2 separate regions of the Homo sapiens genome follow, and region 2 is linked to region 1. Evidence: read pairs that join two places in POLR2A ChIA-PET (ENCODE). Cell type or tissue: PC-9. All regions are shown on one strand. Each heading gives the region's core, and the rest is flanking DNA. Links, peaks and the distances in the headings are about the cores only.

What was found. ChIA-PET counts read pairs that join two places held together with the same protein. Peaks named below come from ENCODE experiments on the same cell type or tissue, not always from the same donor. Only the 100,000 strongest peaks of a DNase experiment are listed, where the experiment ranks them.
Region 2: POLR2A ChIA-PET joins it to region 1 with 15 read pairs; 6 of 35 experiments call an interaction of 5 or more read pairs at or near these places.

What each region holds. Positions count from the first base shown.
Region 1 is chr6:16,743,694-16,749,972 of GRCh38, forward strand. The region is part of intron 2 of ATXN1 (ataxin 1); the gene reads right to left. Among named protein-coding and RNA genes, the nearest start is that of ATXN1-AS1, 14 kb to the right of the region's middle. RefSeq lists an enhancer at 3,478-3,622 and a cis regulatory region at 3,544-3,557. In PC-9, for the core only: no CTCF peak of the experiment used is centred there; no DNase peak of the experiment used is centred there.
Region 2 is chr6:16,469,305-16,475,583 of GRCh38, forward strand. All of the region lies in intron 6 of ATXN1 (ataxin 1), which reads right to left. Among named protein-coding and RNA genes, the nearest start is that of GMPR, 230 kb to the left of the region's middle. RefSeq lists enhancers at 3,872-3,951, 5,622-5,671, 5,692-5,861. In PC-9, for the core only: no CTCF peak of the experiment used is centred there; a DNase peak (open chromatin) is centred at 3,207.

The DNA of each region.
Region 1 (6,279 bases), core at 2,345-4,844:
CCTAGTCCAAGGGCTTCGTGAGGAAGAGACTCTAAGCTGAGATTTCAAGAATGAGGGAAAGGTAGCCAGACAGTGCAGAGAGAGGAGCTGGGTTCTAAGGAGGAAGAACAACATGTCTAAAGGCTGGAGCAAAAAACAGAGTATGGCACTTGAAGGAGGAAGTGCGATGGGACCGACGTGGGACGAATACAGGGCAACATGTGAGTGATGAGGCTGGAGAGATAAGGAAGGTCCTCAAAACCTATGGAGCCAGGCTAAGGATTCTAGACTTTATCCTGAGGACCATGAGAACCCAGGGAGGGAGTTAAGAAAAACAGAGATGTCAGCAGATTTCAAATACTAACAAATGTTCATTTTGGCTTCAAAGAGGAAAAACATGTTGGACCAGAACAACAATACATCTAGACAGGCCATTTAGGAGGTATATCATATGCCAAACCACCCCAGCTCAGCAGAGCCACTCAGCTAAAACTCACACTTTGAGACCAGCCTTCCTCAAAAAATTCAATCCCTAGGAAGTTGTTCCCAACCTTCCACTGGAAGAGCTATCCCCGGAGAAGAGCTACAACAGGAAAGGAATCAGGGTAGCATCGTGCCTCTCTGGTTCCTACATGGATGAAAACCAGCGCCAAGGAGCCCATTCCTTAGCAGGGCAGCCTGCTACGTAGCAGAAATGTAAGACAGAAGTTGTAAAGACCCCGACCCCAGAGACTTGGATAATGGTTAGACTTTGGCCAGGCCTGAGATTCCTGACTGATCTCTCTAGGCCCTAGTCAGGGAGGCTGCCAGACATGTTTCTACCCACTGCTCCCAGGACAGGGCTCCCTGAGAAACACACAGGTCAGCAACGGAGGGTTGAGAACTGGGCAGAGAGGATGCCACAGCCAGGAAACCGGCACAGGGTGGGTGAGAATCAAGGAGTGAGGGGCAGGTGGGAGAAGGGGAAAGGGGCCCTTGGAAATAGAAAGACTGGGACTTCAACAGGAAACAGTTCCCAAGGGGAAAAGTGAGCAGAAGAAAGAAAGAGCTATTCCCAGCAAAGCCATCCAGTGGACCACTCGCCAGCCTGGTGCAGAATTTGAGCTGCGGTAATCTCATTTATTCCTGCCAGGTTGGCCCTGGGTACAAGTAGAAGAAAAGAGAGGCTGATCATATAAAAACTTGAACCGTTGTACAACAAAAAGCATCATCACTGAAATGAAAGGACACTGGACTAGGGAAGTAGCTGTAGCAAATAGGACTTTTTAAATGGATTAATATCTAGAACATATAAAGAGCTCATATACATAGATTAGAAAACATCAAGACTTCCATTTGCTAATTGTAAAAAGAACAATTAGTAAATAAACACAGATGGAAATGTTCCATCTCTGAGAGGGATCAAAGGAATGAAAACTTTAAAACCAAAGAGCCTATTAAATTAGCCAAAAAATAGTAAGTCCCACAATTATTAAGATTGAAGCTAGAGACATTCTTATATCATTAGTAACAATGTAAATTGGTACAGCCTTTTAGAAAGCAATTCAGAGCAAGCTCCCTCTAACTTAGTATTGAGCCTTCTGATGTGAGTGTGTCCTCGGTAAATACTTGTGTGCAAAGACATTCGCTGCGGCTTTACAACAGTAAACAATTAGAAACAACTCGAATGTCCAAAAATGATAGGAAACTTAAAAATTAAGATAAAACAACCTGATAGAATGTTATGTGATCCTTGCAAATGAGAACTGTATAGCTGAAGTTACTAAGAATGTTTATGCTAAATGGGAAACACAAAACTGAAAAAAAGATATAAGTTACATCATCAAGAACTAAAAAACAACACATAAAAATGAACTTGATTTATGGACTGGAATGGTGGAATCAAAGGGAACTTTTGCTTTTATTGGCTTTCCTTTATTATTGTAAGGTTTGGGCAATACATGTTTAAAAACATGGTATTTTTATCAGTCATGTGTAGTAAACACTCTTTTCTGTAGAGCAGAGCTACCTGCGGAAAACGTCACTGCCAGGTTAGTGGAGGGTGCTTAGTCCTTCCCAAGAGCTACCTGCAGAAAACGTCACTGACAGGTTAGTGGAGGGTGCTTAGTCCTTCCCAAATTTCAAAGGTCCTTTTGAGATTCAAACTCTGCCTACTAAAACTGGCTGCTCTGAGAAGCTCCTCCTACCCTGACTATACCTCAAATGCAGCACTTTCCTTTGTTCTTGCTTTTTTTATTCAGCTCTTAAATGCTATGCCTTCCGTGTGTGTGTGTGTGTGTGTGTGTGTGTGTGTGTGTGTGTCTGTTTTTATTAGTTATTGAGATACTACCATAAGCAACATCTAGAGAGTGAGTGCACATTTAATCTTTCCAGTGATTCTGTGAGTTAGGTGATATTATCATCCCCATTCAACAGATGAGGAAATTGAGGATCACAGATTTAAGGAATGTGACCTGGACCACAAAGCCAGGAGCCAGAGCCAGAAGGATTCAAGCCTCAATCTCCCTGACTTTAAAGCCTTCATTTTCACCCTCCCTCTCTGTCTATGAAACAAATAAATTAAAACAACAAACCCTCTCAAATGTCACCTTTTCTATTTGCACTAGCTGCCTAAAGAAACTATTAATAATTGCAATGAATCAAGAGGCATCTGTATGAACTGCTTATGAATTAACCAAAAAGACAAGGCAATGCTGCACACACTAATTGGGAAAGTTGACGCAGAAGAGAAAAGGAATTACCTAGAGACTAAAACCTGCACCTGCAGGTAAAACCAAATGACATCAAAACGATTTCTACTTGCAAATTAAAAGCAGAATATGGCCCTTGATATTACTGCTTAGAAAAGCAGAGCTTCTGCACTCCTCTTGCAAAAAATAATCCCACAATCAGCTGAAAGATTCTTTCCAGTTATACTGCATTCCACCTCCAGAAATGGATGTTGTTTGGGACATGGTAGCAAGAACAGTAAAAAGGAGCGGAGGAAGTATTCAGGTATGAAACTAATATAGATGGGGTGATAAATGAATTTAGGCACCGCTTATGACTTACTCTATAAATAATGACATAATAATAGCTAAAATATAAATTCTAATTAAATACAAAATCTAACAAAGTCAAACAACAGCAAATGATGTTTGACAGAAGCAAAGGTCTTGGGGGAGCCGGGAGCAAGAATTACAATAAAATCTATTCATGGAACTGTACAATGTCAGAGATAGAAGAGTCCCGAGAGATCATTTCTTTCAACCTCCTTGTGTTTTGGAGACAGGAAAACTGAGACCCAGCAAGGTACAGTGAGTAGCACAAGTCATCCTGTTGCAGGGCAGGCAACAGAAACTGAGCCTCCAAACTACCAGTCCAACAGCACACCATACTCACTCTGTAGGGTCCTGGAAGACTACTCCATTTGAAACCATATTTTCAAAAGATCATTAAACATTCTATACATATTAAATTCCTTTTTAATAATTTTCTAATGCACAGGGGCACATTTTAAAAAGAAGCCTGGTTTTGATTTCTTTTGGAAAACTGCACGCTGCTCGGTGTTTAATCTGGTATTGAGTGAAATATTAACAGGCCATATAATGGTTTCACTGTTCCTTCAGTAAAGCTAAACAGAACTCGAAAAACATATCCCCCAGGCCTACAGTGGAGTTTCTGGAGCACACATTAAACTCCACGCTCTGCTCAACAAGCCCATCGCTGTTAAGTAACTCATCAGAAAATAAAGAGGGAATTACCAAAGGGGAATTGCCAAGCAATTAGTTCTCTGAAGCAGACGACATACAACTGTTACAGGGAGGAGCTTCCCGGTTAGTCATATGTCAGAGTCAGAGCCTACTAATCTGTAAATAAAAATGCATCACATATGATTACAGCTGTGATGTAGGCTGAAGCTGCCAGGCTAGGGCACGAATAGTAAATCTTGCATCCTCTTCTCGATTTCCGTGGGTCTGTAAAAGCAAGAGATGTTGCCTTGAAGACCAAAAAAAAAAAAAACAAAAGTCCTCAGTAATTTTTCACTCAGTGTAAGAAAGACAATCTGGCCTTCCCTAAGCCAGCTAAGAGAAAGTGATCTTTCTTCTCTATCATCTTGACATGAATGAGCTCAGATTCATTCACTGTTCTAGTGAAGGAGAGAAAATGAGACTGGGCGAGGCAGGGGCAGAGGGGATGTGAGTTCTAAGCTTCCTTATGGCCACCCTGACTAAAGCGTGACCTCCTTTTGCTGCACGTTTTATTCTTAGAGCTTGCGTTCAGCGCCACACCACCACCTATCACACTGGAGAGACAAATAGTTCATATCTGCCAAATCTTGCAAGCTGAGCAATGACCCAGTGAAGTTCTTTTAAGAGTCAAAAGTTCATCATCTCGCTGAGACTCTTGATGCTGAATAACATTTGGATCCAACTTAAGCCAATCCCCTGAAACGGATAAGCAAATTGCCACTGTCATCATTTTCTTCAATTAATAATTATTGAAAGTGCATAGGAATCTCAAGGAGATATGAGTAAGAGTGAAAGAAAGGGAGAAAACACCACAAAGCCTGCATGGGACAGCCTGTGTCAGAAAGCTCATATGTGACTGAACAGACAGGCAGGCATCAAAAGAGAAGGCTCCAAGGAAGGACCCTTCCTTGATCCTGACTTCCTAGACTGTGTTACCTGTGTCATGGCTCTTTAAATATTACTCCAAGCCATGCCTTGCCTTATGCACTCGACTGTAAGCTTCTTAAGGACAGGGCTTAAGGAACAGGGCTGAGAGTGTAGACTGGGATCCAAGCACGATTCTATCACTTAACAGCTGGGAAACCTTGGGGAAATTATTCACCCTCTCTGTGCCACAGTTTCCTCGCCTGTGCAATGGAGAAAATAATGATGCCTACCTCAAAGGACTGTAATGAGGATTCAATAAGTTAATATGCAGAATAGTAAATGTGAACTATTGATCATCTCCATATTCCCTAGAGGGCCTTGTTGGCATAATGCGTCTCATACATTAGATGCTCATTAAATAATTGCAGACAAGAACGATCTGCCCCTGGAGTTGTTTGCTCCATCCCTCTTGTTCCTGTCTTAACCTTCTTGTCTTTGATGAAAGTTAAATAAGTCACTGCTTTTATTCTGAGCCCTTTTGGGCTACACAGAGAGCCCATCCTAACTAACTCAGCACCAAAAAAAAAAACCACAACTTAATCCTCAAATTTTCTCTCATTACATTAAATCAGACTGCTCACTAACATCATCGTAACATCATCTCCAGCCTTCTCTTTCACTTTACATCAGGAAGTCTTAGACTAACTTTCTCCCCAGACCCAAGATTCACCAATTCTATATCTCTTTATTTTCTATAAAGTATAAATGGGAAGCCAAATTGTTCAAAGAGCTGTGTCTAGTAGCTAGGTATATACAGTATACACGCACGCACAAAAACACACACATCTCACATTTTAAAGAGTCTGCAGAAAGCCTCCAGGGAATCCTCTAAAGTTACAAAACACACCCAAATTAATGTGGTTTATCAAAGTACAGTAAATGAATTGCCACAAATGAACAATTGCTACAGAGTCAAGTAGATGGCACATTGTGATTTACGCATATCATGTGAGATGAATAAATCAACGGTAGAAAAGATCAAAGAAATGCTGGAATTGTTGTTAAAACGTACAGGGCTTCACTGAAAATCTTAATAAAACTGTTTAGAGGAAAATAGAAGGATCATTTGTTTAACGAGATACCGCATACGCTGAATTTCAAACGCAGCATTCATTTTTATACACACACACATTAGATTTAGCTAAAATTAGCTCAAGTTCCTATTTTTTTAAAGGTCTTAAAGGAAGAGAGGTTTTGACAAGATTTCATTGAACTGTAGTTCAGCACTGAGTTTCCAAGGTGCCTGAGCTGCAGAAGAGTCCTTATGGCCCACGCATACATCACCCAACTCCTCCAGCCACCCAGCCTCCTTCACCCCAGATCATGAAAAGAAGGCAGACGAAGGCCATGCCACATCAATGTTGAAGCTACTCTCCGCTGCCTCTTACCTTCTCTCTACACATTCTACACCAGCTGACGTCATCCCTGAATTCAGTCATCCCCCTCCTGGGTGTCAAACTTTTTGCCAGGCCCAAGAACCCAATTTCAAAGATCACTTTTATGCCAAGGACTCCTCCAAATTTATCTTCAGACTTGACCTCTCGGCAGTTTTATTCCCATACTCTCTACTGTCTGCTCGAATCCAGAAATTCAGATGTCCACCAGCACCTAGGCTTCAGTCAAAATGTCCTGGTCAGTTACA
Region 2 (6,279 bases), core at 1,683-4,182, 280 kb before region 1:
TGCAGTAATAATGCAAGACCTTATCAGGGAGCAATTAGTGAAGAACTAGGCAAGGGGTTAAAGAAAGCTTCTAAGATAGGATCTAATTAAACAAATTCACACCAAGGTGCTAATATCTTATCTGTGGCCTCTGCCCCAGGATCATTTGCATTTTAATAGAAAACTAGCTGATGGCTTTGCTTGATACTTGAGGACTGAACTACTATTAGTAGCATTTCAGGCCTCAGGAAAGAGGTCAGCAGAAAGGATGCTTCAAATAACACTACTAGGCAGAAAGTCTACCTACAGTTCTATCATGAAAAAAGGTTCAAAGTGGGTAGATGCAAGGCTTCTTCAAACACTTGTATCTAATAAAGACGTGAAAGAGAGTTGGTGAAGACTGGGTGCGGTGGCTCATGCCTGTAATCCCAGTGCTTTGGGAGGCCGAGGCAGGCAGATCACCTGAGGTCAGGAATTTGAGACCAGCCTGACCAACATGGCAAAACCCTGACCCTACTAAAAATACAAAATTAGCCTGGTGTGGTGGCGGGCACCTGTAATCCCAGCTACTTGGGAGGCTGAGGCAACAGAATTGCTTGAACCTGGGAGGCAGAGGTTTTGAGCCGAGATCACACCACTGCACTCCAGCCTGGGCAACAAGAGCAAAACTCTGTCTCAAAAAAAAAAAAAAGAAAAAGAGAGAGTTGATGAATGGTTTCAAAGAGTTTCAAAGAGATATTTGCACACTCATATCCATAGCAGCATTATTAACAATAAACTAAAGGTGGAAGCAACCCAAGTGCCCACTGATAGATGAAGGATAAGCTAAATGTGGTCTACACATACAACAGAATATTATTCAGTCTAAAAAGGAAGGAAATTCTGACATGCTATAGCACAGACAGACCTGAAGGACATTATGCTCAGTGAAATGAGCCAGGCACAAAAGGACAAATACTACATGATTCCACTTATATGAGCCACTTACAGTAGTCAAAATAATAGACAGCAAGTAGAATGGTGGCTGCCGGGGGCTAGGGTGGAGGGTAGAGCATTAGTATTTTATGGGTCTAGATTCAGTTTTGCCAGAAAAAAAGAGGTGTGAAGACAAGACAATGGAGATGGCTTCACATCAATATGAATGTACAACTATACACTTAAAAATGGCTAAGACAGTAAATTTTATGTTATGTGTACTTTACTATAATAAAAAAAACTGGAAAATTATGTTGGTGAACTATACCATAGCTTTGAAACTTACATGCAAAGTTATCTGATTATTATTATGTTAGCTATTTTATATGGAAAGTTATTGGACAGAAGTCAGAATGGGTAGTTTAGACTGATTAGGTAGACAGCTGCTTGCTTCCTAATCTGTTTGAAAAATGACACCCAAAAGATCTCCCCTGGGATCAGCTGAAATCACCATTAAAAAAATTCAGGCCATGCTTGTAATTTCAGCACTTTGGGAGGTCAAGACAGGAGGATCACTTGAGGCCAGGGAGTGTGAGTCCAGCCTGGGCAACATAGTGAGACTTCATCTCTATAAAAAATAATTAAGAGAAAAATTAAATCCTTCCAACCCTTAGCCTTTGAAAAATGCAATTATCCTAGCCAAGGTCTCTATCAGCTTAATGTGAGTGTCTCAACAAGACTGTTTTTCTCCACAGGCCAACCAAGGTACCTAGACTGATGTGAGGCATTTGGAAGAGGGGAAAGATTCGTCTGGAAAGGGAACAGAGAGTGACCAGCCACTGAAAGGACAGGCAGGAACCACTGGAAACAAACTGCGCCTACTTTGAAATTTCCCCCACAGCACAGATGACCTTTTGCCACAAGTTTTCATACAAGCTTTGCTTTCTCATTCCAATAATCTCCCTGCTATCTGAAAGACTTCTGGCAATTAAAACACACACACACACACACACACACACACACAATTCAAAACTTGAAAAGGGCTTCATCAGAAGATGAACAGGTCTTCTGCGAAATAATTCCCAACCATCACAATGTAAGTTAATCACAGGAAGTAATTTTGAATTTTCAGTGTCATCCTGAAACTGAACTATGGTTAGTAATTTGAGATTGAGATGAACGAAGTAAATGGAGATGCCTTAGAGCTCGGCATTCCTGAGTTTGCTGCAATGAGTAGTTAAGTTTGAAGAATCTAGATATGTGAATGATGTAATAGATAAGGCAGACAGATTGGATCAGAGGGGTTTTAATATTAAGATAAGTGACAATGATAGCTCACAGTCATGACCTTATGCCTATATCATAGAGTGACACTAGACAGCCAGTGAAATGCAAAGCAGCCATGTGCCCTGGATTAGATTCGCACCTCTCTGTAGCTGGGCAGCTTTCAGTAGAGCATGTCAGGAGTGTGCGTATGTGTGCATGCATGCGTGTGTGTGTGTGTGTGTGTGTGAGACAGAAAGAGAGAGAGTCTGTCATTGTAATATACAGGGAGTTTACATAAGAGAAGGTTGGAAGAGCAACAACAATTTGAATTAAGGTAGCCTATTTTTCTTTATAAGACACTCGGAATACCTAACAGGCCTTAACTTCATCAATCTCCGCACCATCTGTCAGACCTTAGGTTACAGTGACCACCCCCATGCATTAATCAAGAAGAGGCAACCAAGTGTGTAGCTTTGAGAAAAGTTCTGCTCTTTCAGACTTGACTGTATTATTAAAATTTCTAAAAAGGTAAACAACAGGAGGTGGTTTTAATCACAGTGTTGACTTTGATTGCATACCCATGTCCCTGGCAGCTTAGAATGGTTACAGCGCTTAAGGTAACATACAAAGTGCAGATGAGTAAGAAAAGAACCTGACAAAACTCAGTGAAATAACACGCAGGTGGCAGCATATGCACACCTGCGTCTTCACCCCACTTCCAAAAATAAGAAGATTCTATTTTTTTTTACTGTCTACTCCATACACTCTAGAACAGATTACATACATATTTATAAAGAGAAATGTATTGTTTCAATATTTTATGCAAAACTTCATGTAAGGTCATGTGTTTGTACAGCACAAAACATGGAATTGGGTATCTCTCCAGTCACCTATAAAGCTGAGCTCATCCCTTCTTCTGGCACTTGTTCTATACTGTGTTCTGGAAGCCAGACCAGATTGAACACAGCAAACCATATCTTCCTTTCAGTATAGAATGCAATGAGTCAGTGTTTATGCAATGATCTGCTATTAAAGCAAATAAGCAGAATCAGGAATTCCAAAACATGCCATGTTTTCATTTCCATTTCACATGAGTATAAAGCTCACCAAATTTGGGCACTTTAAATTATGAAGTCTCCTATCACACACTTCTTTATCAGTCCTCCACATAATTGTTTAACTAAGACTCTGATAAAAATGTCAAAAATGCTTGCCATGGTTCTCAGCAGCAAACAAATGCCTGCAGGCTCCGAGCATGCCCTGGGGTTTTTCAAACCCTCTCCTGTCTTTGAAAATGCATCCCATTCAGTTAGCAGTGCTGGTGATAAGACATGGCACGCAGAGGGTCTAAACCACCACCCCTAAAGGTGCCAGAGCAGAACCCTGCATTGAGTTTAATGCTGACAGAGCACTCCAATCAGTCAGTCTGTTCGAACTCTTTGATTGGAGAAAAGGTCAGAATCTGAGCTACAAAAGTGGCCTGCCTGCCCCTGGAAGATTAGGTCCTGGGTTTTTAGTTTTCCTTCTTGTCTTCCTCTGTTCCCACAATTCCCATTTATTTTCAATTATTTGGTTAGGGAAGGTGTCCCTCAAGGAAAAGAGCATAGGAATGAAGGCTGCCTGCCCTACTTGTAGACTCTTCTGTATGTTCTTTTTTAATGAAAAAAATTAGAAAACTTGGCAAATTATTATCTGCATCGCACACATTTTGATGCTCCCCTCCCTCAATTTTACCTATAAAAGATACCACTTCCAACATTTGAGTTATAACCCCAAGGACTGAAAAATACCCAGCCACTCCGACCCGATATCAGGCAGTTTCAGTGACAACAAACTGGTCCCCAAACGTACCGGTGAAAACCACACGTTCTCACTCTTGGCGACTTGAATTTGGTGAAATGAAACAGTCATTTCTATTTTTGCCTTTTGAAAGAGTTATGCTTAAAGGTGTAGTGAAAAGGTCAGATCTGGAAATTAATGGGTAAGCATGGTCCTATCCGAGGTCAGAGAAGCATTTTGAGAGTGCCCCAGAGCCTTTAGAACACATTGTTTATTTTGAGGTCAAAGGGAAAAACATGTTGGAAGGAAAAGAGTCTTTGGCTGGGTGATGACAATGACAAGAAGACACTTCCAGAGACTGGAATCTCTTTGACTCAGCCCCTTGGTAGGTGTTTATTTAGAACCCAAGGACATTGGAGTCTGGCAGGATCCCACAAAGGAGCGAGGTGAGGAACACTGGTGGAGTTCTCCCACCAGATTCATACGGATATTGCTGATGACCTGAGCCTCTGTCTTTTCTGCTCTACCTTGAAGGGCCTCCAACCTCTTTTCTGGTCACATTGTTCTGAAAGTACACGTCAGCTTTGAGCCACCTCTCAGTCAAGTCCTTCCATCTTCTCCTATGCTATCCCTGGGTCATCTCTTTGGAAACTTCCTGAATTGTCTAGGCTAACGAGTGTTTTTAGGCTTCTACCACCTAACCATGTCTCTACACATCTCATTGATCATGTCAACATCCTGCTTAAACTCTTTCAATGACCACTCCCCTGTCTTCAAGATAAACTCTAAACTCCTCAGCAGAACTTACTGAAAAGACACTTTATGATCTGGCTTTTTCTTCATGAGACTTCACATATGCCTGACTCCAGCCACTCCAAACTACTTGCTGTCTTCCAACATGCCATGTTCTCTCTTACCTTTGAGCTTTGCTCATGTTGTCCTCATGTGACTAGAGCTGGAGTTTCCCCATCCTTTGAACTGAACAAATTAAGTAATTTGCTTTGGTTAAAGGGAAATTAGCAAGCATCTTGAAGCAGAGCTTGAAAAGCACTCATGCACTGGGGCTTGCCCTTTCTTGCTGCTTTTGGGAACCCTTAGCCTGCAAAGTGAAGAAGCTCAGACTAGTCTACTGGAGGATGAGAGGCCACCTGAAGCAGAGACAAGCTGTCCCAGCTGAAGATCACCCATCTCTCAGGCAAACCAGCCTTCTAGTAGCTATGTGAGTGAGACCATGCTGGATTAACCAGTCCCAGCCAAGCTGGCCCAGACTAAAATAGTCCAGGTGACCCACAATCATAAGATTGTGGTCTTGGCCCTTAACTGTTGGGATGGCTTGTTACACAGTATATGCTAACTGATACATCCACTTTGTTTTCTGGTTAACATCTACTCCTCATTCAAGTCTGAGGATGAAAGCTTCCCTGATCCCAGAAGATGCCATGCTGGTCTGCATCCATGGCAACCTGTGGGTACCATTAGGAGAGAGCTGGTCATGGTGTAAAGGAATTGCCTGTTTTCTCATTTCTTTCCCCAGTGACTGAAAGCTCCTTTAACTACTGTAGGTGCCTAGCCTGTAGCATATGTGTGTGCATACACACACACACACACACACACACACACACTCTCTCTCTCTTTCTGTAAATATTTGCTGAAAGAAGATACAAGAATGTAGATATCCATCTTCAGGCTTTCTTCTATCCTAAATTTCAAAGAATTAGACTAGACTGTTTTTACCTATCACCACCTAGACACGGTAACCACATCAAAATGTATTTTAATGTTTTACTTTTTCAGAGTTCTACTCATATCAACAGCCTTTGGGAATCTCCCTACTCCTTTTATAGATGAGACTATTATAGTTTCCAAACTCACTGTGCCTTTCAGTTTGACTAATACTATAAAATTCACCTAAAATTCCAAGGGCCCTCAGCATATGCACATGGATAATTCTGACAAATGTGTCACCTTCACTGTCATAATTATTCTACTATATACATGTCAAGGAAGCAGAAGGTCTTAACAATACATAACCGAATTCACTGTCAGTGTAATGACAATGACAGTTAATGACAACTCCTATTATAGCAGAAATGTCTCTACAACAAAGAGATGAGCAAGTTGCAACTGCTCACCTGTTCACTTCAGCAACGCATCATGATAGATTTTGTTGTGTGAAATTTATCATAACAGCATCATGGCTGCCACAGTTATTAGGGAGCAATCACTGGGCTAAAAACTTAACAGACTTTATCGCATTTAACTCTCTTAACAGGTCATCAGGGTAGGTGTGGTCAGACCTTCTTTATAGATGAAGTAAATAAGGCTCAGAGAAGTTGGGCA